Linked DNA regions of Homo sapiens: region 2 is linked to region 1. The links are chromatin loops, found by intact Hi-C in ENCODE. Cell type or tissue: K562. All regions are shown on one strand. Links, peaks and the distances in the headings refer to the core of each region. The heading gives the core; the rest is flanking DNA. Region 1 overlaps FAM184A (family with sequence similarity 184 member A). Region 2 overlaps MAN1A1 (mannosidase alpha class 1A member 1).

What was found. A loop is a pair of places that touch in the nucleus more often than their neighbours do. Peaks named below come from ENCODE experiments on the same cell type or tissue, not always from the same donor. Only the 100,000 strongest peaks of a DNase experiment are listed, where the experiment ranks them.
Region 2: it touches region 1 in a loop (3-fold over the local background); 7 of 110 quality-filtered maps call a loop at or near these places.

What each region holds. Positions count from the first base shown.
Region 1 is chr6:118,958,987-118,975,477 of GRCh38, forward strand. FAM184A (family with sequence similarity 184 member A) reads right to left here. Exons shown (of 18, transcript NM_024581.6): 13 at 16,038-16,222; 14 at 15,442-15,588; 15 at 7,849-7,966; 16 at 5,681-5,785; 17 at 2,775-2,977; 18 at 777-1,198. The coding sequence ends at 1,117. All of the region lies in intron 1 of LOC124901389 (a long non-coding RNA gene), which reads left to right. Among named protein-coding and RNA genes, the nearest start is that of MCM9, 32 kb to the left of the region's middle. In K562, for the core only: a CTCF peak has its summit at 9,636 (motif pointing right); no DNase peak of the experiment used is centred there.
Region 2 is chr6:119,334,266-119,347,950 of GRCh38, forward strand. All of the region lies in intron 2 of MAN1A1 (mannosidase alpha class 1A member 1), which reads right to left. Among named protein-coding and RNA genes, the nearest start is that of MAN1A1, 8.7 kb to the right of the region's middle. In K562, for the core only: CTCF peaks have their summits at 9,104 and 10,207; DNase peaks (open chromatin) are centred at 6,082, 7,056, 9,106 and 13,326; H3K4me3 peaks cover 4,811 bases.

The DNA of each region.
Region 1 (16,491 bases), core at 5,229-13,228:
TTCCTAGAATCTGGCTTTTGTTGCCACTGTTACCCTGAATCTGCTTTTGCTAAGACCATCTTGTAGTTGTCAAAGCCAATGGACACTTTTCATTTTTTCCCTTTTCTGACACCCATAGCATTTAACATTGTTGGCTGGCTGCTGGGTCTCTCTGAAACTTTCTTCTTCCAGGACACTATGCTTTTTTGGATCTGTAACTCTACTTCTCATTCTCATTCAAGCCCTGTCTGTTTCTGACATGTTGGTTTCTCCCAAAGTTCTATCCTCAACCCCCTTCCTTGTTGTTCTCATCCACACTTGTGGATTTCTCTATCTCATACATGCCATGTTCCAAAACATCTGTAGCCCAGTCTTTCTTTTCCTGAGCTCCAAACCCCTATGTCTCACTCCCTATTAATTACACCAATTTAGAAAACTATCAAACTGGCCTTTAAGACAAATTAAAATCAAATTGACTATTTATTCTTTACCCAGTGACTTTTGGCCATAAAACATAGTATTAATTATAGATACTAACTGTACTAAAGTTCTAGATCTCAACTATCAAAACTGAAAAAAAAAAAACCACCTAAAAGTCAACAGTATTTTATACACTTGAAAGTCCACAATTTACACAAGCACTTTCATTCTAGCTTTGTAAATTTAGAGAACAATTTAGTTAAAATTACACATTGTACTGGAACAAGAGTTTCTATTTCCCTATCCTGATTCTATTATGATTACTGAAGTCAAATAATTTGATATGACATGATTATAATGCAGTAAAACTTGTTGACAAGTCTTACCTGGAATTAAAAAATATTTAAAAATTAAAGCAAACGTAGAAAAAAATAAAAAGCATTGTTTGATTCTAACAAAATTTATTATGCAGTAATTACAAAGGTTAAAGACTCTTCCATCTCAAATAAAAATAACAGTTATAATTACACACATAATATAGTACCTTATAGAATGATTCCAATAAATATCACAGGAAATACAGTGCATTTTCAAGTTGGAGAGACAAATACTTTCTCATTCACAGTGTTTGACATAGGAAAGCCTATTTACATAACAATCTGTATAAAGTCATGCTCTTAGTAACAGTCTATACAGAGCTGTGCCAACACAATTCTTTCAGAATGTGAAGTACCGGGCAAACCACTCCTGGCGCTGGGGATCTGGAGAAGCCACTGGAGAAGCTTCACTCTGAGCAGGACTGAATTCATAAAAAGAGAGACATGTAACCCAGCATTAAGTCATTTTGCAAAATGAAGGCAAAAGCACATAAAACATCAGCATAGATTACCACAACGGGTTCCCCATGTTGTAAGTCGTGTTTTAAAGATTTGCTACCCCCTCTATACTAGAATCGGTTCTCCACTCCATGAGAGCATAAGAGTGCATCAGCAGCTCAAATGAAGTCAGTTAAGGAGGAGCCACATCACAACAATCACAAAGAACAAAAAACAACTGCAAAAATGTCACCTTCTTTGAATAAAAAATTCAGTAAGAATTGTGGGAAACGAGAGAATAAAATAATGGTCCTCTCTTTCAGCACCTTTTCTCTTTTAGCTGATCGTACAGATGTGTCCTTAAATATAACTAAAGTAACTACTAGTATTTTTTACTATATGCATTTTACATTAAATTTTCATTTCATAATTCCCTATGCAAATACTCCAGGAAAGGGAGAACACTAAAAATATAATTTCCCCCGTTATTGATGTTATATAGTTTATACTTTTCTTAATTCTAACTAAAGATTCTTTGGGCTACTTAAGAAAACAAAAGAATCCCTACCGTCTTTGGGGAAAATTACAAGGCACGCAACAATGTGTAATGGAAACTCCAGTAGTCATGTTCCTTGAGCTCATGCACATGCATCTTACTGATACCTGAACATACCCATGCACAAGGGAAAATAAGCAACACAAAATATTTAGCAGGAGACAAATTCAGAGGTGTATCTGACTAATTTTCATTCTTGCTATTTTTTTTGTTAATCATTAACTATGTCACTAATCACTTAGCCTAAAAAAACCTGCCTACTTTGTAAGACTATTACTAGTGACACTGCTAAGATTTAGTAAGAATAAGAAAAAAAACATAAAGCAGCAAAAAATCAGTAATAGTAAGATGAGCATAAAACAACAGTACTTTCTGACTTTATCTAATGGCTAAATTTCTAATGAAATTTGCATTTCATTCAAAATTTGCTAATACATTTAATCAACAACTGCAAGGTAAAAAATTGGAATGGAAATTTTTAAAATTATTTATTTTTTCTAAATTTAGTTTTTGCATAAGTATATTTAAGTTCCCAGAGTTTACGTATGTTTCTATTTTGACAATAAGCATATATATATATATATTTATAAATAATCTTGGTAAACAAGAAAGGGAAAAAAATAAACATATATAAAAAACAAAAACCACTTAGTAAACAAAAAATTATTTTAAAGTTCTACAATAAGGATGGATTGTTAATTTAAAAATTGGTGACAATACTAAAAATAAAGTAATTGTGCATAATATTAAAATTCTAATGATATAAATTACATTAACACCTCTTCAAGTACTTAGAAAATTGACTGATGACCACAAATTAGAAAAAATCTTTTTAACACAGTCAAAAGGAAGTTCTCTAGAGAGGGGATAAATATACTTTGAAGAAAATATTTCATAGTAATTTTTCTTAGGTTGTTCTTAAAGTAGTGATTTCTGCAATGTAAGAAGGTAAATTTCTCAAGTTAAAAAAGAAAAGAAAAAAACATTGGTGAGACGGGTCTCACCTCAAAAATGTCTTGGGCCCTTTAGGTGGCACTGGCTGTGGAAGTGGTTTGCTGCTGTTGAACTCAATATCGTGGACTGGAGAATTAGGAATGGGATCCAGGCGGTTAGGATGTCCATTGCCCACTCCACCAGATTCCAGAGCACTTAGATTGGGAACACTCACAAACCTGTTTGTTGGTGATTTATCATTCTTCTTCTTTTGCTGCATTAAAAATAATACATGTGAGGATAGTCCCTGCATGAGGACAAATGAGAAAATAGGAATGGTAGAAGATAGAAATTTGGCATGGGAAAATTTTGGAAGCTTTATGTTAAATTAAAATGTTAATTAACCAGTGTTACCCAAACTGTGGTCTGGGAATCCTTGGAGGTATTTTTTATCTACATGGAATCCTCAAAGACAGACATGCTACCAGGGCAGAAAGAATGAGGAAGAAACATTTAGGAGTCATTCACGAGGAATGAGAGAGAAGGTAAAAAGAGTGCCAAGGGGTAAAGAATACCCTTTTGGGAAGAAAAGGGAAAAAGGATTAGGGGAGAGAGCAAGTCTTGCAGATAGAAGGTTAAATGGATTTAGGCTAAAATTAGGAGAAGGGGTAAAGTTAAACATAATTTTAAAAGAGAGTCCATGAAATTTAGCCATCTGTCAAAGGGAGGCAGTTCTTGCCTGGAAAAAAAAAAAGGAATGAGAAAATGCTTGGCAATGTAGTTTGAAACAAATTGCACATTTCTACTAAAGACCTAAAGCTGACTTAAGAGAAATAATCTGGTTTTAAATTCACTGTGACATCTATCTTTCTGAAGAGAGAAAGTTATATCTGCATAATTAAGTCTAATTTCCATATTACTTGGCAGTATCATTAATTGGCTCATATTTTTTAAACTTTAAAGGTTACAAAACAATAGTAATCAGCTGATTTTTTAATGTGTCTTTAAAATTAAGAGATAAAAAGACAAATTCCACTGCAGATTATCAAAATCTATCAGCTTGCAATTCACTAACTTTAGTCTCAAAGTATTTTATTCACATCTCTAGAATCAATGATCATCATCTTGCTATGAGAAATAAAAATTAACATGTTACTAGATATTTAGAATATTCTCATATTTTACTAATTAGATGTATACCAATTAAATTTGTAAGCTTTTTAGGGAAATAACTCGAGTTTGGGAAAAAATGCAATTAATATACAAGATGGAACTTTTATTTTTATTTATCTCATTGTCTAAACATTTTCCTCTGTCATATTCTGTGACTTGTAGAGTCTCTGATGAAAATCCTATTTTAGCATAACCAGAAAAAGAAAATAATAATAATACCTTCCTCAGAACTATTTGTGAAAACTAAAGTCACTATTAGGAGTCAAAAGTAGTTTGAAAGTTCTTACAAAGATGTATCTTTTGCATTTTCTTATTCTAGTCACCAGAGGGCATAATTAAACCTACTTAAGGTTTCTATTTTAAGAAATCAAAAGAATACTGGTAAAGTTCTACAGTAATCATTTTGCAGCTAAAAAATTTAATTCCAATAAAATAAATAAATGAAAAGGAGTATTTTTAGTATATCTTTTTTTCCACAAACCTCATAATCTTGCTTTATAATTAAAATCTTATTTCACCCTAAATTATGAATTAAAAAACTAAAACTAATTATAATTATTCATTCACCAATTATTTACTCAGAGCTTTCTATCTGCCAGGCAGTATTTTAGACTCTGAGATACAGCTACATGCCACTACAGTCATTCTATTTTAGAAAACATTCAAGTTTAAAGTTTGGAACACTTTAACTTGTAAAGGAAGGATAGATTCAGTGTTCTTAATAGAGAAGTTTTACGAGCTGTGAAAGGAAAGGAAAATTTCTGGGTAAAGTCCTAATAAAAATTAGGCATGACGTGAAACTTAATAAAATCTGAATTTGAAAAACAGCTTTGGAACTATCACTTTTATTTATTCTACTACTGATTTCTGCCATAAGATTCATAATTCCTATGAAGCCAATATATATATATATGTATATATATAATCATTTATTCTTTATGACTTCCTTTATTCACAGAATAATTTGTGGTGGCTTATAGGGAATGTGATGAAATTTTGCAACTGAACAAATATTTACTGAATACCTACTATACCCAAAACATGATTGGAGCCATGGGAAGCTAGGGTACAAAGATTTATAAGACTTGGCCATGTCTATTTCAAGGCTCTTCTTTTTGTCCCAAGAGAGTAACAAATATCAAAATAAGTCATACTCAATTTTAATTAAGAACGGTCATAAAGCTGGGCAAAGTGGCATACACCTGCAATCCCATCCACTCGGGAGCTGGAAGCAGGAGGATCGCTTGAGCCCAAGAGTTTGAGACCAGCCTGAGCAACGCAGTGAGACCCCATCTCCAAAACAAAAACAAAAAACCAAACCAAACCAAAAAGAACGGTCAGAAGGCTGAGAGAAGTAAAGCCCTTCTCTGACGATTGGTAGGCAACAAAATACATGTCCAACCCAAGGTCCATTAAGATGTTAGGCCTTAAACCAGGAACAGCTGTTGGGTATCCAGGGCTGGAGTCTCTTTCTGGACCATAAGCAGAAGATTGTGAACAATAAGAAAACAACAAGAAATAGTCTTAAGCAGAGTCAGAAGGTTAGTTTTCTTCAGAAATATGAAAAAAAGGTAGAATCAAGTTTTATAATATTGGTAAAATATATTTAAAGGAATATGAGTAGTATTCAGTTTCATTCTTAAAATGAACATATAAATAATTCATAAGTTTTAGTGCTAGATTATTAAATAGAAGAAAACATTTTTTGGGAGCTTTATCTAACTATGCTGCTCCAAATATTTTCACCAAATTTTTAACCAACTTTTAAACCACATTCCTATTCTACAGTGTTTACGGCACATACCTTAGCCAATGGATTAATAACACCAACAGTAGGACTTGAGTTAAACACTTTGTTGAAGTTAGTTTCTCGATTGACTAATTCCAGCTGATAAAACTTATTATCCTCCTATGCAAAAGAATTATAAACATCTTTTAAATATTTTCTATGGAATATTTTAAAAACATAAATGTATAAACGCCATTTCATTTAAAATTTACTATAAAACCTGAATGAAGATTTAGATACTTTGTTTAAAGATTTCTTGACATGATTGCTGCTGTCTTAAGGAATGTTGGGGGATAAGTTTTCAACACCTTTTAAACCCCATACCCGAGCACTTGACCCTTTTCCTTCAAAAGTGGACCTAAATGTTTTATTTGGTCCTAGCTGTTTCACAGGGCTGACTATGCAGTTTGGGCAGGTTTACAACTTACATTCATGGGGCTCTGGGCATGACTGAATTGTTTCCACAGATAAGGATGAAACTATATCATTAATCTTTATTTCCATTTCTTTTTATAGGCATGTGCCACCATACCCAGCTAAGTTTTTTTTGTTTGTTTTTTTTTTTTTTTTGGTGTGTGTAGAGGTAGGGTCTCACTACATCATCCAGGTTGGACTCAAACTCCTAGCCTCAAGCAATCCTCTGGCTTCGGCCTCCCAAAGTGCTGGGATTATAAGCATGAGCCATCATATCCGGCCTCATTATTCTTCAGTACTGTAAATAGATTCGATTGCATCTAATATGAGATATTAATCTATGATAGCAATGGTAATCAAAGAACAGGGAAAAAGTGATTGCCCACATAGAGATAAAACCTTTACCTTTGGCTTCACCAACAAGATGTTCTAATTGAGTAAGCAGAATGTGGGAAGGCCATAAGTAAATACAACAGTGTGTGGGAGAATGCAGGGCTGTGCTCTAGCAGAACTACATTCTAGTGAAATCTAGTAGAATTCTTTATGCCTCTCTTAGTCACCACTGTCATTCAAATCACTAATCTTGACCTATGTGCCTCACAGTCCACGGAATCAGGCTGTTGTGGAAGGAGTATGGAACAACCCTTGCCTACAATCCTGGCTCTTCCCTGGTGAGCTGTGCTGCTTTCGAAAGTTGCTTTACTGTATTTGCTGTGAGGACAAAATACAATTATAACACCTCCTCAGTAAGAACTGGGAATTAATAGCTATTTATATGGAACAGAGTTTCAATACATTTACTATGCTTGCTGATTTCATGTGTGAAATATAATTTTCCATGAGTCTGCTGCTACCAGATGCAGCAATCTATAAGGCCTGTGCTCATGTTCACAATATGTAGAAAATTGGGTGGCTGGTGGATTGAAGCAGCACACACTCATCTCTCCAAAGCCTGCTCCTGGATTCTACCTGTGATCCCCAATCTGCTACCTGTTGCTTTCAGCAGGAACTTCTAGTCTCAGACAACAGGCTGCCTCTCCTAAATGCAAACAGAGATGCATTAAGGAAAAAGGACTTCAGAAATACATGTTGCTCTTATGCTCTTTTTGCATGCTAAAGTCCAAAGTCTTCAGCTGAAGATATGAATGGTTAAAGAGTATATTCATTGTTAAATCCGTATTTTCTTAGCTGATAAACTTCAGAGCCATTAAGAACCCAGTGTTACTGACTTTCCAAGAGAGAACCTCAGTGTTACTGACCGTCCAAGAGAAAGCATGCAACTTTTCTGTGGCTAGATTATGGAACATTTTTTTTCTATAGAGTAAAAATTTTGGATTAGTGTTTGCTAGGACACATTTTAGGAAATCAATATGCTCAACCTGTTAGTGTACAATACAGGCTAATGCATGAATGTGCTGGCTTTTCTTTGCTAGCCAATCCTAATACTACATGTGCAACACACATACATACACACACTTCAATGGTATATTAATTGTATACTGGCAGTGACATATTATTAAACATTCAATATGTATCAAAAAGACTTTCTTTTAAAAAAAATGAAAGACGTACAATTCCCTTACCCTAATGCCAAATTTAAATTTTAAAAATTACTTTATTCATAAACATTTCAATGAACTTTCAATCACAATGCACATGTTCTGTGTTTTCTATTTTCACTTAGCATTACTTAAAAAGATTGTCCCATATTTTCCCAATCAATATCTATTGATTACTAACATGGTTAGACTAAAACCAAAATATCTTACAATTAGTTTCTTTATGATCTGGTCTCTTTCTGTAAGCATGGCTTTTAATTCTGTAATCATCTGTATATCTTCTGGTTTTGATTCTCTCATTAGATATTTTTCTTCCATTTCTTCTAATCTGAAAACAAGAAAGACTTTAGCTCATTGATATCACTCAGATACATTCTTCTGTAATACCTACATTAAAAAAATTAGTCTAGTTGAACACACACAAAAATCTGAAACAAAACTTCTTTTTTCCTTAAAACTTTTAAGCATAATGACATGACTGCTTCAAGAGCAGTAGTTGCATTAAAGGAGTTAAAGGGGTAGATGGTACTATGAAAGGCTTTGCAGGTTACTTCTGAAGAAGTCACTCATTTTAAGTCATTCCAGAGTATTTGGAGAAAAGGTGAGCAGTATCTGGAGATAAGCTCTGCAGAAGAAATTATATGTTGAATGATACTAACCTGACAAATAACAGGTTTGATACTAGAAAGGCAGGCTCACTATTACAAGTGCTTATCACAATACAATACTGTGTGATAACACAAGGCTTGGTAACATATAAAAAGGACAAGAAACAAATACAGATGAAAGCAAAACAAAGGACACACATGTATGACGTCATTTTTTCCTGGTTTATAGAAAAGAAAGTTTAAAAATTCTATATTATCAGCCAATACATACAAACTGAAAAAAAGTTTCATCAGGTAAGAGAAGAATTATGTTCCCTTCTAAGCCTATTCTGTCCTGAATGATATGAGGTGGTAATAGGCCTGAATGCCTTGAACGTTAAAATATAGGCCACTTTTTATAAGCAGGTGACACATCCTGCTGAGTCTAAGAATATAGGATGGGGCAGACTGAAGAGAATACAAATGGAAACTGCTGGCTTAGTTTCAGAAAAAGCACTTTCAATTTTAGAAAATGCAAATACTTAGAACAATTTTAAAAATCTTGTTTTCAGGATATAAAGGATAGAACTTAAAATTTCAATAACATTATTCAATAAAATTATGGTTAATAAAGATTCTTAGAAAAAATTATTCACTCATGAATACTGAGTAACTTGTAGATGATCTATCTTCCAGAAATCAGTTATACATTCCTATTCCCACCCAAAACCCTAGAGAGGTACCTGAATCTCAGTGTATTTGAGTACCATAAAATCCCTCCAAAAACTCAGCCTAAGCTAAAGATTTGGAGATAACATATTAGGCCCTCTATCCAGTCCCCTGGCTAAAGTTCTCAATTAGAGTGTTGGGAGGTATGAAGGTGATGAGGAAGTGAGGAAGTGATTGTCTCAGGATCAGCTAGGACTTCATCAGATCAGTGCGAGGTAAGTTGTACAACAGGGGTGTCCAATCTTTTGGTTTCCCTGGGCCACATTTAAAGAATTGTCTTCGGGCACACAAAATACACTAACACTAATGATAGCTGATGAGCTTAAAAAAAAAACTCAATAAAAAAATCTTATCATGCTTTAAGAAAGTTTACGAATTTGTGTTGGGCCACATTCAAAGCTGTCCTGGGCTGCATATGGCCTGCAGGCCGTGGGTTGAACAACCTTGCTGTACAATGTGTTAAGTTCCACTATCTTTAACTTTTGTTCTTTTGTGACAATAGAGACCAAGTGAAAAATAATGTGATTTGTTAACTCAAATAAAGTGACCTTGCATTTTATCCCAATATGGCAGAGTTAACTCTTAAAGTATTTTATGGGCAAACATTAAGAGTCGAGAAATACTAAACTAGTAAAAGAAATGGCAATTTGGGTTTTATGTTGGAGAAACCACAAGAGGTCACTGGAGCACTTTCTTTTATCATTAAAAGCAAAGTACAAGATTTATGAACTGCTTCCCGCAGCTGAGCAAGAATACTTGGTATAAATGGTAGCTAAACAACTAAATTTAAAGCCTTATTTAAAACTATTATTTCTATTTTTTTGTTAATTGAGAAGTTAAGGTAAAGTGAATCTAAAGCAATCAGTTACAATCTCTGAACCACTTTTTTTTGCATAATAAAGGTCTATCCCTGAATCCAAATTGCAGTGTTTTTATTTAGCTTAAACATCCTTTGCCTACAGAATTATTATCAGTTAATCTTCTCTATAAAATATCTGATATAGTTTGGCTGTGTCTCACCCAAATCTCATCTTGAATTGTAGTCCCCACAATCCCCATGTGTCATGGGAGAAACCTGGTGGGAAGTAATTGAATCATGGGGGCAGTTATCCCCATGCTATTCTCATGACAGTAACTTCTCAAAAGATCTGATGGTTTTATAAGGGAAAATCATTTCCCCCCTTGCTTGGCCCTTCTTCTTCCTGTCACCATGTGAATAAGGATGTGTTTACTTCCCCTTCCGCCATGATTGTAAGTTTCCTGAGGCCTCTCCAGCCATGCTGAACTGTGAGTCAATTAAACCTCTTTCCTTTATAAATTACCCAGTCTCGGGCATGACTTTATTAGCAGCGTGAGAACGGACTAATACAATATTTTTACATCATCAAAAATGTTTAATAAGAAAAACACCTGGATATTAAATAGGAAAATATAATTGATTAAATAGAAAAAACATAATCCATATAAACACAAACAGGAAAGCATTAAAGGAGAGAACAAGTAAGTAATATGATATAGATTTAACTTGCAAATATATTTCATTAATTACTAGTCTTTCAAAATTTTTACAGAAAGAAAACTTGATACTATTCCGATATCCATTTCAAGCCAAGACTAGTCAATATTTTTCTTTTCTTCAGTTGCCGCAGGCAGCTCTCATAACCAGCACTGCTTCTAAAATTTAGTCCAGGTGTGAACAACTGGTGATACAGTTTTGTTTTGTTTTTTAATTATACTTTAAGCTCTGGGATACATGTGCAGAACATGCAGGTTTGTTACACAGGTATACATGGGTTTGCTGCACCCATCAACCCATCATCTACATTAGGTATTTCTCCTCATGCTATCCCTCCCCCTGCCCCCCACCCCGTGACAGGCCCTGGTGTGTGATGTTCCCCTCCCTGGGCCCACATGTTCTCCTTGTTCAACTCCCACTTATGAGTGAGAACATGTGGAGTTTGGTTTTGTTCCTGCATACACAGCTGTTTTTAAGTTGGTTCTTTAATCTTTCTAATCACAAGAAAAAAAAATTGTTTGGGTGTATATATATATAATATATATATATATATTTTTTTTTTTTTGAGATGGAGTTTTGTTCTGTCACCCAGGCTGGAGTGCAATGGCACAATCTCAGTTACCTGCAACCTCCACCTCCCGGGTCCAGGCGATTCTCCTGCCTCAGTCTCCCAAGTAGCTGGGATTACAAGTGTCTGCCACCACACTCGGCTAATTTTTGTATTTTTAGTAGAGACGGGGTTTTACCATGTTGGTCAGGCTGGTCTCAAACTCCTGACCTCAGGTGATCCGCCTGCCTCGGCCTCCCAGAAGTGCTGGGATTACAGGCATGAGCCACTGTGCCCAGCCGGGTCTGTATATCTTAAATTGCCTTCATAACTTATGTTCATTACTCTATTTCACAACACTCAGGCAGGACTTCAGCATAAATGCTAGCTAGAATCTAATAACATTGTTTTATTTTCACAAAATTTACATTCATATAATTATAGCTTAGCTTTTATTTAGAATAAAGGATAAAATTTTTCAGTAGTGATAAATGTTCTACTGTAGTGATATCAAGTTTTCCTATTAAATATTTAAGTTAAAATAAGTCAATTAAAAATATTAAGAAAATAATATACGTAGCCAGAAATGACCCAATTCCCAAGGATGTATATGATCATCCCAAGGATGATTAAAGCCTGGGAAATGCCGCCTTGAGAATACCACACAAGTGTAGCCTTTTACTCAAATTTTACAGATTTCCATTAAAAGTAATAGAAGAGAGAAGAGAAAGGGGGAAAAAAGGAGAAAGGAGAAGTAGAACATATAAAATTACTAATTAGGGCCACTGATGGATTCTCACCAGGCATGCATGCCCTGCTTTCTTTGGCTCTGACAATATACAGGTCAATGTCTGTGATTCATGGACAACAGGCCTAAATTACAAATGCCTAAAAAGCTGTATACAAAGTTTCCAAGTTATAGTCTTGTTAAGAAAAAGAAAAGGATAAAAAAATAAAATCAGTGAATTTTAGAACCAAAAATGGTATACTATTGTTTCATAACCAAACAATAGTATATTATGCACACATATATCCTATAACTTTGATTTTATAAAGATGAAAAAACTCCTATATCATCATTTTCTAAACTCTTAAATAAAGGAAATATAGCAATTGAAGCACTTTAACGCTGAACCTTTCTTTTCCCATAAATTACGCACAGACTCTGATTTGTGACAAGACTACTTCCGTACCTCACAAAGCTTACAACCATACCTGAATGGTAAATTAAAAATCAAATGACAACAAAAACAAAAGTTATTTGGGTATTATAGATGAAAGGACTCAAAACTTAAACAAAAAATTAGTAATTCAGGTGTGGCGGAGTGCTTCTTTTCAATTGGGGATTACTGATCTATTTAAAATCTAAGTATAGAAACTCAACATTTCTCTCAAGAAGAAATCATCTTTTGTGAAATAAACCTAAACAATCAGTAATCTCAGAACCATCTTTTTGCATATTAAAAATCGGCCATGACCTCAAGTTGTAGAGAATGTTTTCATTTAGCTTGAACTTTCTTTACTTACAGAGTAAATCATTCAGATAAAAAAAAATCAAACAGCCCATTTTCTCATTTGTTTCTAAAAGAAACCAGAATCAGGACATTTTTATTAGATATAAAGTTTTTACTACTATATCACTGAAAAATAAAATTTCTATAGAACTCTCTGAAAAATCTAAAACTTTAACTTCCAGCACCAAAGCGGATTTGTAATAATCATCATCCATAAGCAATATAGAACTCATCACCACTTCTACAATACTTACAGACTTAGAGGGTATTTCCCATCCTTTACATGTGTTGCCCCACCCTTCTCTCTCCAGGAAGGGAGTTCAACAGGATTTGGGGCAGGAGCAGAAGCAAGAAGCTGCCTCTGCCCCCAAGCTTCCTCAGTGGCAGGCTGTGGCCTGTCAGGCTGCACCATGTCCCTTCAGCCCCCAGCACCACTGCCTTCCAGGAATCCACAGGACTCTTCTGATTTCAAAGTTTTAAAGCCAGGGTGCAGCTGATTAGGAACTTCAATAGAATCCCCTAGTCCTTGGGAACAGTACAGATACTGTTTCCCACAGCTCCATAAGTTGGAACCAACTCTCCCTGCTCACTACCTGTCTAAATCCAAACCATTCAGCAGATCCAAGCAGGCTGCATTTAAGGATATGAAACAGAAACAACCAATTGTCTAAAACTATGTTTTCCAACATTGTAGCCATTAGTCTGCATATGGCTATTTACATTTAAATTAATTAAAATTAAATGAAATTTATAAATTCAGCTCCTCAGTTATGCTAATCACCGTTCAAGCATTCAAGAGCCATTTTTAGCTAGAAGCTACTAACCTGGACAAAGCAGATACAAAACATTTTCATTATCACAATCTATTGGACAGTGTTGGTCAAATATAAATTTGGTGTGTGTTTGTTTTTAACTAAAGGAGTAAACACCTAAAGCTAGGGGGTAATTACCTGGTGGCAGTAAGTTTCTGGTGAAAAAAGAAACATAATTGGTTAGCATGGACCCAAGTGGAAGCATTAAAATGAAAGGAGAGTCTAGAAAAGCAGGTAGTTTACTTAAAAGCAAATACTAATTCTTTGATTATTAAAAATGATCATAAAATCAAAAACTAAGTTATTTGCTACCTACTGAAGATTCATAATGTGCAAAACCATATGCAACAGAATAAAGGAAAAACAAGGACACAACCTTTACTCTTTGTAAATTAACATTCCTAAGGAGACAGGACACACAGACAGACTGACGTTATTCTTTCTGTGACTATGTTTTTTCGGAGCATGAAGTGGGGGATGCCAAGATTTCAGTCTCTGTCTGAGGAGTACCACTGAGGCCAGGAAAAAGGACAGCCAAGGAATTGAGGTCTATTGTAAATCATTTCTGCAAAAGTATGGGGTTATGAGCTGTTATACAAGGCAGATACCTGAGCTCATACTTGGCCCAAAAGGATTTAAAAATCACCTCTAATAACAGCAAACACCAAACTCAGAGTGACCAGGGAAGTAACACAAGTTTCCTCACCATTTCAAAGGCAACTTCAAAAAGTGGTAAATATGATGGAGAAAGAATCATAAAATTCATTCATGAAACATTCACTGAGTGCTTAACTAATGTAACGATTCTGAATATGCCCATCAGAAAGAGCACCTCATCTCACAGCATACTCAAGTAAATAACAACTGGGGACCTGTTTTCTGCTGTGGCTTAAGTGAATACATGTGTGTGCATGTGTGCGTCTGTATGTGTGTGTTGTGGTGTTGCCTATGTATGTAACAATCTTTACCGAAAGATTGAATTGGTCACATAAATCAAATAAAAGAAGATAATTTTTAGATTTGAGGACAATACTTAAAACGGCAACAACACAGGAGGTTATTCTAGACTGTAGAGGACAACACAGGAAACCAAGAAGGTCCACTAGGCTGATAAAAAGACAGAATAAGAAATAAGGGTTGCTGTTGGATGATGTAGAATAAGGCACATTGGAGCTGTTAAGTTTACATTTGACTTTGACATGAAGGATAATGGGATTAGTCACTAATTGTGACTTTACTGAAGTATGTGGATATATATATATTTGATTGGAAGAGGAGAGACTAAAGGTGAATAAACTACTAGCAGCAGCTTAGAGTAGATTAATTCTGAAATAACTTATGTTGGACCAGGGTTTAGGCCACAGAGATGGACTGAGTACAAACTGCATTAGCTACATCAGTTTACAAGCATCTAGGAAAGGAAGGGTTATTAAATGTTTCCAAAGAACATTAAATAAGAATTAGAAACTTTGGTTTTAACAATACTGTAGTTACTATGTATGAGCGGTAACTTTATTTGTAATGTTTTCCCCTTTATTGATTTTTAAAATCATAAGACAATTAGATGCTTCTTGTAGGAATTTAAACAATATGTAAGTGGAGTATATAAAATAAAAAGAAAGAATTGCTCTTTCTCATCTCCAGTACCTCCTAATCCATTCTCTTGAGGGAACCATTACCATTAAAATTTGGTATTTGTTAAGATATTTTGATATTTTGGTAAAATATACATTATTAGTGTGTATATAGGATCATAGTATTCCTATTGTTCACTATATATTCTTTTTACTTAACATTATATATAGCCATATTTTCAGTTTTCACCATGGCATGATAGTTCATGATCCTAAGGAACATTCTTTAGATTACTGTTCTAGCAGAACTGGTGCAGTCTTAGTTGATAAAACATCATCATTCAACTGCCTCATCCTAATTAAAGAACATATAGCACTGCAATTACCATCTGTAACACAGCACTAAAATTTTCTTTTTAAAGTATCCTTTTTATTAGAGTCAAAATAACAGCTAATCTGAGGTTAAACACAGTGCTCCTAAATTTATTATCCACATATGAATTTTCTTATATAATATGACTTACGACACTTGTAAAGCGGCATTTATTTCCTTGAGTAGCTCGTTAGTCTTATTAAAATCTGCCCGCATGATATTTTTCTCTCTGAGGTGGTCTGCTGTCATGACATCCAACTCTTTTTCAAGTCTCTTGTTTAAATCTTGTTCATGCAACCTGTTTGATTTATTTTTAGTTAAGAAAATGTTATTCTGAAGTCAAGCTTTCAAAACTTTCTATTATTCTACCAGATTTGAAATGGTTTTTGGTATAATATATAGAAAATTTATGTAAACAGCCTAAATTAAGCTACTTACTTTCTGCTATAAGCTTCTGGCTTTGTTAAAGTTGTCTCCTTTAATGCTTTTTCAAATAACATTTTAAAAAGAATTCAGTTAATTATATACAATTTCCAAAGTGAATGAATACATGTTACATCATTCAAGATATAAACATTTCATCTGTGTTCTAGATTATAACATAGTCATCAAATAAAGTAAAAAGAGGTCTTCAATATTTTACTAGAGAGCCAGTCTAGTCACAAAATTAGCATAGATTACTAAATATCAGCACAACAGTTTTTCAGATGACACTGCATATTCCTTCTGTTGTACTTAATGGCATACCTTATCTGTTGGTTAGATTCACTTCGTATTCTGAGAATTTCTTTCCCCTTAAATTCCAGTTCTTTGGTTAGGGCACTTATATTCTCATGAAGGTGCTGAACCTCCTTATCCAATTCAGAGATGTGATGCTCTCTGTGTCTTAATTCCTCTTGTAGATCTGTAATTCTACATATGTGCTCCTTACTCTGTTAAAAAAAAAAAGTCATTTTTAGAAGTTTTCTACATATTTGATTTCTGTGTTTATCTGCGGGAAAGAAAATGACACACTGGAATGTCAAATGTAATCATTCTGACATTGCTTCTTCAAAAGCAAACTGCTGAAATGAGAAAACCTCAAGGCCTGTTCTCTTTCCACACATATAGTGTGTATATGGATATAGCTTCAATAATGTCAGATTACAAAGAACCCAAAAGGTCAAAGGACATCTCTCTCATTTTACAGATGAGGAAACCA
Region 2 (13,685 bases), core at 5,686-13,685, 380 kb after region 1:
GCTTGGGAAAAGAGACCCAAATATCCTCGTGCCCAACAAAGAATATCTTTCCTTTTATTAGTTGGTTTTTATTAAACAATTCCTGCCTTGAAGTCTAACATGAAATACTTTAAAAGTTAAAAATTATATCATAGATTAAAAGCTTTCTATTGTTTTAGGTTGAATCATAAGAACTTAAGTGTACCTCGTATGTTAAGACTAAAACAGCCAAAATGTTCTTCTGAAAATCTTTAAGAGTATAATGTTCCAATAAAAGGAAGTAAACTTTTAGAACATTAGTTGGTGTTCTGTTTCCAAATCTAATCCTCCAGGCATAAACTACATTTAAGGAGCAGATTAAAACCACCCAAGAACAAATTATTAATTCAGTTTTCCATTTCACTCTTGAATTCTTGTCTTAAATGCACTAGGAATCTCTGCTGCCAATGTAGTTAAAGCTGCAGCAGCTCTAATAATCAACGGATATTATCACAAAGGGTGGATACATCCTAAAATGAAAGCACCATATGCCTAATTATTGAGCTAAATTTACACATGTAGTTATCTCTGAATGAAACATTTTCAGCTTTTCAGCTCACAAAAATTATTTCTTTCTATGCCCTGAAGGTATTTCTCCAGATTTCTTTATCCCTGGCTTTCTTTCCTCCCCACATATCTGAGTGTTGTGTGACAGCAGGCCCAGAAGTCAGAAGTAACTGGACACTGATGAATGAATGAGGAACCACTCCATTCAACACCCTCTCTATGGTTTTCCTGAGGATGAGCATCCCTTCTGTGTAATAACAATTCTAACAAGGCAAAATAATGCTTACTTTCCTGCCATAGGAAGTGAGAAATTTGGCAACAACAACTAAAAGGGGAGGCAACAATAGAAAATAGAAGCTATTGGTCAATACAGCAATACTGCAGCCAAAACATACTTTTCTTTCCTGGAAATGACTTTCTGAATCCAATTTACCTACCAACCCCTTTCCTTATCACTCCTACCAATTCCTAGCTGCTAGTAAGTACATACTATGTATTGAATAATGAATGATACATGCCAGGCATTGCGCTGAGAGATTCACATACATTTTCTATTTTAATTCTTACAACAACTCTGAAAAAGAGGAATTATTAACTCCATTTCAAAGGCGTGGAAAGGGAGGACAGAAGTGTTTCTACTCTGCCATACTGCCTCACATTTATAAAACATTTTGTTGATATACTTAATCTGGGTTACATTTAGGATGAATTGCCTTTTATTGTCAAATTCTGGGCCACGGACCTATGAGATAAAAAAGGTGTCCCCACTTCTAGGGTGTCTGAAATCTACTTGAAAGATAACATATATGCACACAAAATCAGTGACACACAGGCCAAAGATAGAAATAATCAATAACATGGGAATTTGGAGAAGGGAGAAATCAGTGAAGGTTGAGAGTGTAGAGAGGGCTTCATGAGGACATGGATTTTGAGCAAGTGAGAAGACTCTCCTTTTGAGAACCATAAAGTAAACAAGGTGAAATCCTAAACGACATGTGTTCTGGAGATAGTAACTATGTAAGTTTTGTGGAAGCACAGTCCTTCCTGGGAAGTAACAGAGATACAACTCAACAAATAAACTGATGCAGATTTACAGAAGACTACGGATGCCAAGCTAAACATTTGTGACTTCACTGTGACTTCATTCTAGAGCAAAATGTTTTTCTAGCTGAAGTCACTGGACCAGAAGCATCAGTATCACCTAGCAACATGCTAAAAATGCAAATTCTGGGGCCCACCCAGGCCTACTGAATCAGAAACTCCAGGCTTTCAAAATTTTTTTATTATTATTTTTTTTGAGACAGAGTCTCACTCTGTCACCCAGGCTGGAGTGCAGTGGCACAATCTCGGTTCACTGCAACCTCCGCCTCCTGGGTTCAAGTGATTCTTCTGCCTCAGCCTCCCGAGTAGCTGGGACTACAGGCTCACGCCACCACACCTGGCTAGTTTTTGTATTTTTCGTAGAGACAGGGTTTTACCACGTTGGCCAGGCTGGTCTTGAATTCCTGGCCTCAAGTGATCCTCCCTTCGGCCTCCCAAAGTGCTGGGATTACAGGTGTGAGCCACTGCGCCCGGCACCAGCAATCTGTTTTAACATGCCCTCCAGGTGATTCTGATGCATGTTGAAGTCTGAATCATTACTTTATAGGAAATGGAGGACCATTAAAACCTGAGTTGGGCAATACGAGAGAAGTGATGTTTTAGGAATATTAATAGTCATCTGTAGAATAAACTGCAAAAGGGACCACTGACAAATGCATAAAATTCATTGAGCCTCTACCATGCAATTATTTATATGACACAGCACTTTTCAGGAGAAACAATATGAAATTGGGAAATAGAAAACCAAGCTTCTTTCTCTTTCTCAAAATATCACACCTTCTTAGGGAGGAACATGTTTATGTAATTCTGATTTCTCTAGTGGAAAATAATAGCTAACCTATGACTTTTCATTTTAGTGTGGTACTGTAAGCATTACTCATTAAGACACCTTTATCTCTCAAAAAATTTTGCCAAAATGGAAACAAAACAAAACCAACTCTAGGTATATCCTGTATAAAATTGAAATACAAGAAAAATGGCAACCCTTATTAAATACTGTCCAGTATTCTAGGTAATAAAGAAAATAAATGAAGACTCTACCTACTTTAAAAATAACATATCTAAAAAAAAAATACTGGCTGTAGATATAAACACTTTTCAATAAAATAACAGAATCTTTATATTCGAGTGTTGACCTTTAAAGGAATCTCACAATCATCTACATTTATTTCAGCAGTGTTGTATTTGGTCAAAAGACTTTTTTTTGTTTTTGGCACCACTTTCACCAGTTTACAGTCATATAAGAAAATGAATGCAGTTTTCATTTTATAAATCATTCTGGAAAACAACTTGAAAACTGGAAAAGGCATTTCCTATATTCATTAGTCTCTTTATTCACTAGGTCTGATTCTAAATGACTTCTGACTGTTGTAAAAAAAAAAAATCAAAAAGACAAAGACTTGTAGCCCATGAGTATATACATTAGAAAGGACTTCAAAGATGAGCGGACACCACTTCTGGAATACCAGATTACTTAGCGCGAAATCACACTTAACCTGAGTAACTCCTGTAGGCATGTTTATTTCAAAGAGCATATTCATTCAACAAATACATACTGGGCCCTATTATGGGCAGGGCCCAGAGCTAACTGATCTGTTGGACACATGGATGAATAGGGGAAGCTCTTTCTCCTGCCCTCAATATGATAGTTCTGGAAGGGACGGACGACTGCAAAGAGCCAATGTCATAGAAATTCTGTATTCTTGGGAGTTAGGGAAAACAGAAGTACTTCCAACCCTACACTGTGGCTTTATCTTATTACTGATGGAATACTTAATAAATCATCATTTTTATTCACCCTAACTGCTAAAGCAGCTTTCAACAGTAGTTAATAAATCACCTTCATTTTCTATTCTCCTCAACCACCCCACCTTTAAAGCTACTGAGTTCTTCATTACACATTCTATGTTAAGTAACCACAGGAGGATTAAATAATGAAGACTAACCAAAATGCTTAATATGAGTGAATGTATACAATGCATTAGATATATGCCAATTATAAAATACGTTTTTTACTACATAAAGTTCATTTTATACTTCCTAATAAGAATGCCTTATAAAATTGCTGACTTGGGCTAATAACTCCTTAAATCACAATATGGACTTCTCAGGCATTTCTAATTATGAGCTGAAAACCTGTAGTTGGCTAGATAAAACATTCAACACTGCTAGTTGACTAAAAAAAAAAAAAAAGTCTCCAAAAATAGCACTGTAAATATTCTAAAATTACTATCATGTCTAACCACAATTTATAAAAATAATATAGTACATTTATGTCAATCGTTATTCATCACGTTAACACAGTGTTATAGCCAAATTTAAATAGTTCTGGCGCTTGGCAGACTTTTATGAACCAAGGTCAGAATATAAATACATTTTGAAATATGCAGCTCTTCACTATCTTAAAAAACATGACTAAAAACATTTGAAGGATTTAGGGTGGAAAAAAAAAAGCCCAAACTTCACACACAAAATATCATGCTTTTCTTTAAAAATAAAATATCTTTGACAAAATGCATATTTATCCTATTTACAACACTGAAGGCCTCTCACATACAAAAGATTAGCCTGCCTCTTCACACATAAGAACAAATATTTCTAGGAAATCTCATGATTTCCTTTTGGTTAATTTTTCTTCTTTAAGAATTCAGCTGTGTAAGACTTGCCATTTTCTGGCATCATTAAAATCACTTCTGAAATTCTATTTGGACTACTTTTGATCTTCAACTATTAGAAAAGCATCCTGATTCATTCCAAAAGGAGAAAGATCCTTCCGCAGATCTCCAGAGAGGTCAATACCTTCCTCAAGTATCTGAGGCAAAATCCCAACTGTCACTTAAAAATGAAGATGCGCTGGTAAAGCTGGCTAGGTCTCAGCTGAAGGATGTGGGCTGTCCCAAGTGCCTGGTAAGAGCTCCTATCAATAAAGGATATTTTATTCTAAGTGTGCAATCTAGGGGAAAAATTTTTTTTCTTGCAACTTTGCTTTATAAAATCCTAACTCTCGCCTTCAGGACTTTGCCTCCCACAGGAGTCCACGTTCATTGAGCCGGCTTGCCAGATCCATCTCCCCTGGTGGATTTCACTCCTTAGGCCTCCAAGCTCTGCCATCTTCTCTATCTTCCTCCTTTCAAAATTTCCTTGTTCTATCTATACAACTCACAAGGAAGAAATGCAAATGATCAACACAGGAGAAAGTGTTGATCAAAGAAAAGCAAACTGAAAATGCCATATACTGCTTCATCACTTATGAAATTCACAAAGAATCAACAGACTCCATTCATTATATGACACATGGGAGTATAAATGGTTTCTGGAAAGTTATCCCTCAAAATGTACTATCTGTTGGCCAATTTATTTCCCCTCTTAAGAATTTAAGAGAAAATCCCACTTACCAGGGTGTGTGCAATAAAAAGTGAGACACAAATTTACTGGACAAAGCTGTCTGTCTCAGCATTTTTAATAAAAACAAAAAAGTGGAAATAATCTAAATGTTCAGGTCCAAGGGACTGGTTAAATAAAGTATCATGTTTTGACATGGATATACTGTGCCAACATAAAATGACACTTGCAAAGAAAATGAAAAACAAAAAGTATATATAGTGTGGTTATAACCCGGCGTCGGGGGGTGGGAACGAACTTACATATTGGGGTTAGGGAGGAGCATCATTGACACTACTTAGTGACTGATAAAACTATGAAGGATTTGTTTTTTTTTTTCTACTCTAGTGTGCTTTCAAATTTTTCTTTCCCAAGCAGACATGAGTTTATAAAGCGAAATAAGACAATGGAAGATACTTGCTTCAACAAACCTATTCTATCCTTTGATAAGACAAATCTCAAAGTATAATATTAATAATTCTGCTGAGCAACTTTATCCATCTATTTCTAAAGCAAGCCTTTAAGAATCAATAAATGGACACGCATGGTGGCTCATGCCTATAATCCCAGCACTTTGGGAGGCCAAGGTGGGTGGATCACTTGAGATCAGGAATTTGAGACTAGCCTGGCCAATGTGGGGAAACCTTGCCTCTACCAAAAATACAAAAATTAGCCAAGCATGGTGGCAGGTGTCTGTAATCCCAGCTACTCAGGAGGCTGAGGCAGGAGAATCGCCTGAACCTAGGAGGCGGAGGTTGCAGCAAGACAAGATTGCACCACTGCACTCCAGCCTTGGCAACAGAGCAAGACTCCATCTCAAAAACAAAAACAAAACAAAAACAGTAAAAAGGAAACACTGGTGGTGAATTTCTGGCAGCTGGGAATGAGATTTTGAGACTGGGTAGATACCCCTGAGCTTCCCTAATCATTCCACAGGTCTGTTCTCTTGTCTTATGCCCCGACAGAGAGAGATACAGTGAGGAAACACACTCCCCTTTTAGTACATAGCTCCAGCATGTATTCCCGTGAAAGAGGAACTAGGGACAGACAATCATGACCTAAACATCAGCTCAGGAAGCTGGACATGCCACCCCCAGTGTAGGCTAGGATCCCTGGCCTCCTGTCCTATTTCTGAGATCATCCTGTCACTTAGAAGAATTGAGTGTTCTGAAGGGACCTTGAGAAGACCATTTAATGAGGAAGGATTTGGCAGAAATGGAGACACTAGCAATAGCTTGTAGTCTATGGATGGCTTGAGTTCACGTCTTGGCCATAGTCATTCACAGGCCTTCGGACACCAATTACTGCCACCCCCTTTCTCATAAACTCCTAGCACAGACAAACAGGCACCAGCAACAAAGGTTGTTTCAGAGGGTAGCAATGCTGTGTTATTAAACCACCCTTTCAGAACTTGGTGTCCTTCATCAGGTTTTTATCCCCTCATCTCCATGCCCTCTCTCATACTAAGTTGCTAATACTAAACACTCCCACACAAGACAGGACGATCTAATTAGTGACCCACATAAAAACATGAACAATGCAAATGAAAAGTTAATATAATATGTTCTGAGTGTCACTTGAATGAACGATGTAGAGCAAGAGTGATGAGAAAGCAGCAGAGCAAATCAGGAACTGGGCTTTTGATAAACTTAAGAGCCAGGGAGATGAGCAGACTGAGAAACACGAGCGAGAAGGAGTCATTCTAGTCACAAAAGTCAAGTAAACAGGAAGGATACGTGTACTTTTCAATTTTATTATCTCTGTTCTGGATTATCTGCAGGACTGCTCAGCTCTAAAGTACCTAAAGCAACTACCAGAGTATTCATGACAGAAATGAGGGCTGTGACTTTTAAATGCTCTTAAGCCTTAATCTCATTTGGTTTTTTTTCAAGTACCTAATGATCACAGAAGTCTTTATCAAAACTCAGTGGGGGCGGGGCACTGCTGCCACATTCTCCGGAGCAAAGGAATTAGCCAGTATTGCTTTCTTAGGCAATCCCCTACCCAGCAAAGACGTCCCACCTCCCTCTAGGATGGTCTCAGTGGGGCTTCTGGCAGTTGGCCTGCCATTTAGGGCTGAGGAGGAGGGAGGGCCTGGTCAGCCAGTCACCAAAGCACACGTTCTCATTAGAGTCAAGATTATCCCAGGTGGAGTGGGGCCTGGTTCTCAGTACTTCTCAACACCTAAGAAGCAATTCTCAGCTATTGTTTGTACACTGGGGGAATCTCAGGAAGTCACAGCTCACAGGCCTTATTTCTCATGTGTAAAATGAGTAGTGGGTCTGGAATCCTAATAAATCTAAATTCAATGTGAAGGTCTCAAAAAGACCAAACTCTCTGAGCTACAAAATAAAACTGATTTATGCTAACTTTGACTACTAAGTGATGGACTGAGCTCTGATTATAGAATTTATCATAATTATATAATTTTTGCCAAGCCTAAAATAATAATTCTCACTTCTTAAAAACATTCCTCCAAGATGAAACAGATTGAAATTCACTTTACTCGATCTCTCTCTCTATTTAGAAGAATAACTTCAATACTTAAGATAGATAACTCAGCCAAGGCATGGTGGCTCACACCTGTAATCCCAACACTTTGGGGTGCCGAGGTGGGAGGACTGCTTCAGCTCAGGACTTTGAAACCAGCCCGGGAAATATAGTGAGACCCGATCTGCATTGTGTAAATAAAAAAATTATTTATTAGAAAAAAGAGAAATTAAGATAACTCGACTGTGACTACTCTGAAAGATGGTATCTGCGGGAATAGGCATATTTGACTATGAGAAAGAGACAAATTAATTCTTTAACATATATTCTGAAGAAGCTGAAGATGTATATGCAGTAAGTATATCATTCTAAAGATACTTAAGTTTTTTTGGAATTTGGTAAAAATCAAAGAAAATCAGAGTTGACCGTAGCAAAATAAAATTATAGGTATGGAAGATCTTTTTGATGAACTGGAAATGTATCCCTTTAAGCACTAAAACTCAATTTTAACTATTTTTGATACCCTTTTGAAACTTCATTATCCACTTTCCTGAGTTATTAAACAGCATATGGATCAATGCAATCTTGGCTTGATGGCTTTAGGTGGTGACCAGTAACAGCAATAATCACAAGCAGCATTTGTTGTGTGCCCACTTCATGTCTGATACCATTCTAAGTGCTTTACTATCACATTTAAGCCTCAGGATCCAACAAAGTGGGTACTATTAACCTCATTTTACAAATGAGGAAACTAAAGTTCTGAGAGATTAAGTAATTTGCAGACGGTCACAAAGCAAGAGAATGGTAGAGGCCAGATTCAGACCCACGTTATCTGAGTCCAGATCCACCCTTCTAACCACTACATTGCTTCAAATGGATGGATCAGAGACAGGTAAGTGCATCCCAAAAGAGAATCGCCAGAACCTACTTGGGTGGAGAGAATTGCCCATAGATTGGTGTGATTTTTACATGTCTACTTTTAAAACAATCATCCTTTAGGTTAGCTGTCATTCTTCTATTATCCATGGTGCAATATCAGAAGAGCACACACATTTATAATTTTAAAGCAGCCCTTCTAGTCATCACATGTCCCTTCTCTGGGTGATCCCCTTTCACCCTTTGTATATACAGTAACTCACTCTCTTCTTCTCTCCCTTCCTTCTTCTTCCCCACTTTTCCTCATAAAGAATGTTTAACTGAATGATTACAAATGCCTGTGCTTCTTGGAGAGATCTTTATAAAGAAAACAAGATGTCCTATCAAGCTTTCCCCGGGTGTCTTTACAAAGAAGAAGATTTCTAAACCATGCCACTGGTAAGATTTTTAAAAATTACTATAATTGACTTAAAAACTACTTTGATCCATCGTTGGCTGAAAAAAAAAAAAAGAAAAACCACCAACTTAGTATAAGGTCAAATTTATAATAATGCAGAATTGTATGTTTTCTGTACTCTCTATTAGGGTCTGCAAATAGTAAGCACGGATAATTTATACAATTCTTTGGGGTTTTATTTAGGAGACAAACCATGTGGGAGACAATGCGCAACACTCACAGAAGACTGGGGCTTCCCTCTGCAACTCAACTCTGCCACTAGCTGGTGATGTGATTTCCAGAATGATCTTTGTGTCTTGGTTGCCTCTACTGTAAAATGAATGAGCTACCTCTCAGATCTCATTCAGATGCAATACCTTACGACTCGGAGCATACACTTAGTTTTAAAATCTGAGATTTAAAGTTATCATGGCATAATTTGCAGAGTTTGTGTAAAGGGCCTTTTAACAGATTGAGAGGTTGGGGGTGGGGATAAGATATAGTTCAATCACTGAACACCAAGCAAGGAACTAGGCTAAGAATACTGAGGGAAAAGTCAAGACTTATTTCCTCAAAGAGGGAATCTCTTCCCTAAACTACCAAACAGGTATCTTGTTTATTATTTTCGTCTACTTGGCGGGGAGGTTGTTTTGCCACTCGTTTCACAGTATCTCTGGAGCCCACAGTGGCTGTTCCTATTTTGACTAATCAAACCCTTCTTTGACCAACATACACAAGATTATAAAGAAAGAAATTTAAAAGACCACAGGTGCTTGACTGGGTTAGGAGGTATAACCAGGTTCCAGTGCAATTCTGATCTACCCTGTGTATTCAGCCCTCATCCCTCACACGGATCTGCAGGCATTCCTCCCCTCTGACCTTCGGACACATGCTTAAAATTCTCTTCAATGAAAAATTTGTACCACCACAGCTTATGAAATAATCTGATTCAAATATGTAAGTTCTTCAATGAATTCCAACCAATTCAGATCTCATACAAATGCATTTTGTGTAATACTAAGATAAATTTTTCAAGATGGTTTAGTTCATTAGCTCACCTAAGAAGTACAGATAGATGCATTTGTTTGAAAATATTTTTTAAAACCTCTTTTCACACTTTTAACTAGTTTCTAAGTCCCATATACATAAGAAGCTCCTTTATATGAATCCCAGTTGCCTTGATAAGAGGAAGACAGAATATTCTAGGAGAAACTATCAACAGCTTACAGAAAATGAAGCTGAACATAATTAACTACCCATTACTGTATATATGTATTTTTTTGCTTTTGTATATTAACAGTCAGCACCTACTCCAGTACTTAAACTGTTGAAAACTAACCTACTTGTTAAGGAGAGAAAAACCTTCACAAACACTCCATGTCCTCCCTGCTCTGGGGAAGGGCCTCTGGGTGGAGCAATCCCACACTAGCCTATGTTCAGTAGGGAATGTGTCACGGCACAGTGGCACAGGCAAGCAACCTAAGGATGTTGAAGCTTCTTGGGTCAGGTCTCCAAATCATGGCTTTTATTATTTTGTAAATATTATTTTCCACCCCAGAACTACCCATAAAAATAAACTGGAAAGTTAAGTGTCAAAATAAAAGTGTTTTGTTTTAACCTGCCAAGGCAGATTATTCTCACATCTGATCTTTACCAAAAGGGTATAAACTGTCAATAGTTAATATAAATTATAGGCTATATGCCTAAGGCTAGCATAAAGTATAATAAATGTGAATTTTAACTACTAGCCATCAATATGAAAATGTTCTTTAAATTCATGATTACACAAATAGGTCTGGAATAAAATACTAAAGTCTTGTTTTAGAACTGAGAGAAGAAAACTGTGACCCCACAGGTGCAGGGTCCTAAAGCCTTACATGACAAATCTAAGGCTGCCAGTCTGCACATACCCCTAACCCCCACTTAGGTTGGTGAGGATTCCAGCCTGAGAAGAAAGGAGTCCCCTCTGACAACCTGACTGTCTTTAGCCCCAGCCCCTATTACTCAGGTCTCCCCTTAATTTCAGAAAAACGAAAAAAAAAGTCATCCTCCAAATTGGATTAAGGTTCTAATCCTAAAGGACAGCACAGGCTAATTGAGAAAATGGGAGAGGTTGAGGGGGGGGCGGAGCGGGGGAGAAGGGAAGCTAAAAATGATTTCTGATTAAAAAAAAAAGTAAATGGACTATTTTTCTAAAACTTCCATGCTGCTATTTTAACTTTTGTGCTTCATTATTCTAACACTGCTTTTTAAAGCTAAGGACAACCTGAGTACAATTTTAAGATCAAACTCATGAAAATAAATATACACTATGTATGTATCATAAATCTCAGAGAAATCCCAGGGTTAATTTACAAAATTTTAACAGAGGTGAAGGGAGGAAGATCTTAATTCTATTTTGAAGTTTTACATCAAAGATTCATCATCCATCAAATCAGTAGTGGAAAGCATTTAACATTTTTTGTGAAGCATTCTGTACAATGACCTATTTGAAATTAACAGAGTATCTCCCCTAAGACACGAAGTTGTTAAAAATCTACTGCAGTACTAGTAACATAAATGTGCCATAGATATAAAAAATAGTATTGACTGACTTTGAACCAAGTACAAAATAACAGGTTGACTCAAATTACAATCCAGTCTTCCAACATGTTAGACTTGAGTGCACTTTCTAAATTTTAACTATAAGTGTTGGTGCATTCAGGTGTGATAGAGAACCTAAGTATAAAGAGAATTAGAAAATACAGGAACAGGTCAGGCATGGTGGCTCATACCTGTAATCCCAGCACTTTGAGAGGCCAGGCAGGTCGATCACTTGAGGTCAAGTTCGTGACCAGCCTGGCCAACATGGTGAAACCCCGTCTCTACTAAAAATACAAAAATTAGCTGGGTGTGGTGGCACGTGCCTGTAATCCCAGCTACTTGGGAGGCTGAGGCAGGAGAATTGCTTGAACCCAGGAGGCAGAGGTTGGAGTGAGCTGAGATCACCCCACTGCACTCCAGCCTGGGCAACAGAGCCAGACTCTGTCTCCAAAAAGAAAGAAAAGAAAACACAATGGTAAAGAAAAAAACTAAGGCAAAGATCTACTGGTTGATAACAAAATGTCCACAGTGGTGCCTGAAACTGAATCCAAATACGTAAAGTTAAAGTCCAGTGCCCTATTTACAATGGGCAACCACTCTTGCCTCTCTAAAGCCAAATATTTACAGCACAGTTTTTAGAACAGCATCATAATTTCTTTTTTTTTTCTTTTGGTTTACAAAGGAATATATCTGCCTGAACTAATCTGATGGAAAATCATAATCCATTTCTTCCCATTAGCCTTTGACTAAACACTAAAGCTAATTATGCTGGCTCTTTTGGGTTCTCACAGCAACAAGGAATTTTAAAGAACACATTTAGTTCCACTGCTTTATGCAAGACTGAGCGGTTTCAAAACATCTAGGTGCTAAGATGTTAGACAGAGACTACGTAAATCTCGTTTACACGGTTAATTAAGACCTTGTGATTTAGGCATACAGACAACATGGATCTACTGGATGGATATGCACACTGTTAATATGTTGTCCTGAGTCTGAGACTGCTACTGCCCCACTGGTTCTGCTCTGAATGCACTTGTAATCACTCTTGGTCAGTACCAACAGCTTAACATCTATGTATCTTTCGTATTAAAATCTTTTCCTCGGACAACTGTGATTTTTGTACTAGCTAACTGGCAGCTCGTATGACTTTGGAGGCATGAAATGTATGAATTACACCGTTCAAATTTAACAGAAACACAGGCAGATACAGATCATTTGGGTTAATTTCCTATGGTTTTGGTTGGATATTATTAAGGAGTCTGGGAGGATTTGGTAAGAGGTAGAGCTTTGTTCCACCTTCCTGATTTGGTAGCACAGGCAGGATTTCATGGAGAAAGGAAACTGCTAGACAGTTGTTCTGGAAAGTAGAATCCATTCCCCCAAGTATGGGAGGGTTCTGTCCCTGAGGAGGGGTCTCAGAAAAGCAGATATGCTGATGGACTGTGGAAGGAAGCTATCTGCATAGGAAGGATGAAGACATTCTTCCTAAACCGAAAGGGATCCAAGTCCACTTTAACTTGCTCAATTACAGCTTAACCAAATTCAGCTGATCTTATAATACAAAGTCACAAATCCCATGACAATCCTGCTGCCTTCATTCTGCAGCCACTTAAGCTAAACACCTCTCAACCACCTCAAAAATCTGTTTACTCTCTGAAAATGGGATCAGGGACTTCCTCTCCTGATTACCTACCCAATATGAAAATACAATATTTATTTTCACAGATCGTATTATTTTTTAAATGGCAAAAATATTACTTCCATTCATATTTTAGAAAATTGAACCAAGATTTGGAATGACATGCTTTTAATGTGGTTCCTACAGCTTTTCTATGTAAAACGCAGGCTGGCACCGTTTCACACAGGGAAGTAGCTCAGAGAGGAGGCATGTCCACAGACCGCGTGGTGACAGGTGACTGGGGGAAGTTCGGACCTCGGGCTTCAAGTCCTGACTCATCACTAACGGGTTCTAGAGCTCTGGGCCCTTCGATCTTCATCTTGAAAATGACAGCCTGAAAGGACTTTTTACGGCCCCCTTCAGCTTTAAGCTGGTCCTGACCTAATCACATGTTTCAAGTTCTAACTGAAAATTACGAGAAGGAAATTAGGAAAGATGTATCAAAGTCCATGTTTATCCTGGATTAACTTTGTCACCATTGTGCTGCTGTGGAGGCAAACCTGTTGCATCACATGGAATACCCTATTTCTGGCTGTGCATTAGAAATACAAGAGGCAGCCGACTGGCTTTTTATATTTTCATTTTTTAAAAAAGTAAACAATAGTATCCCTCGAT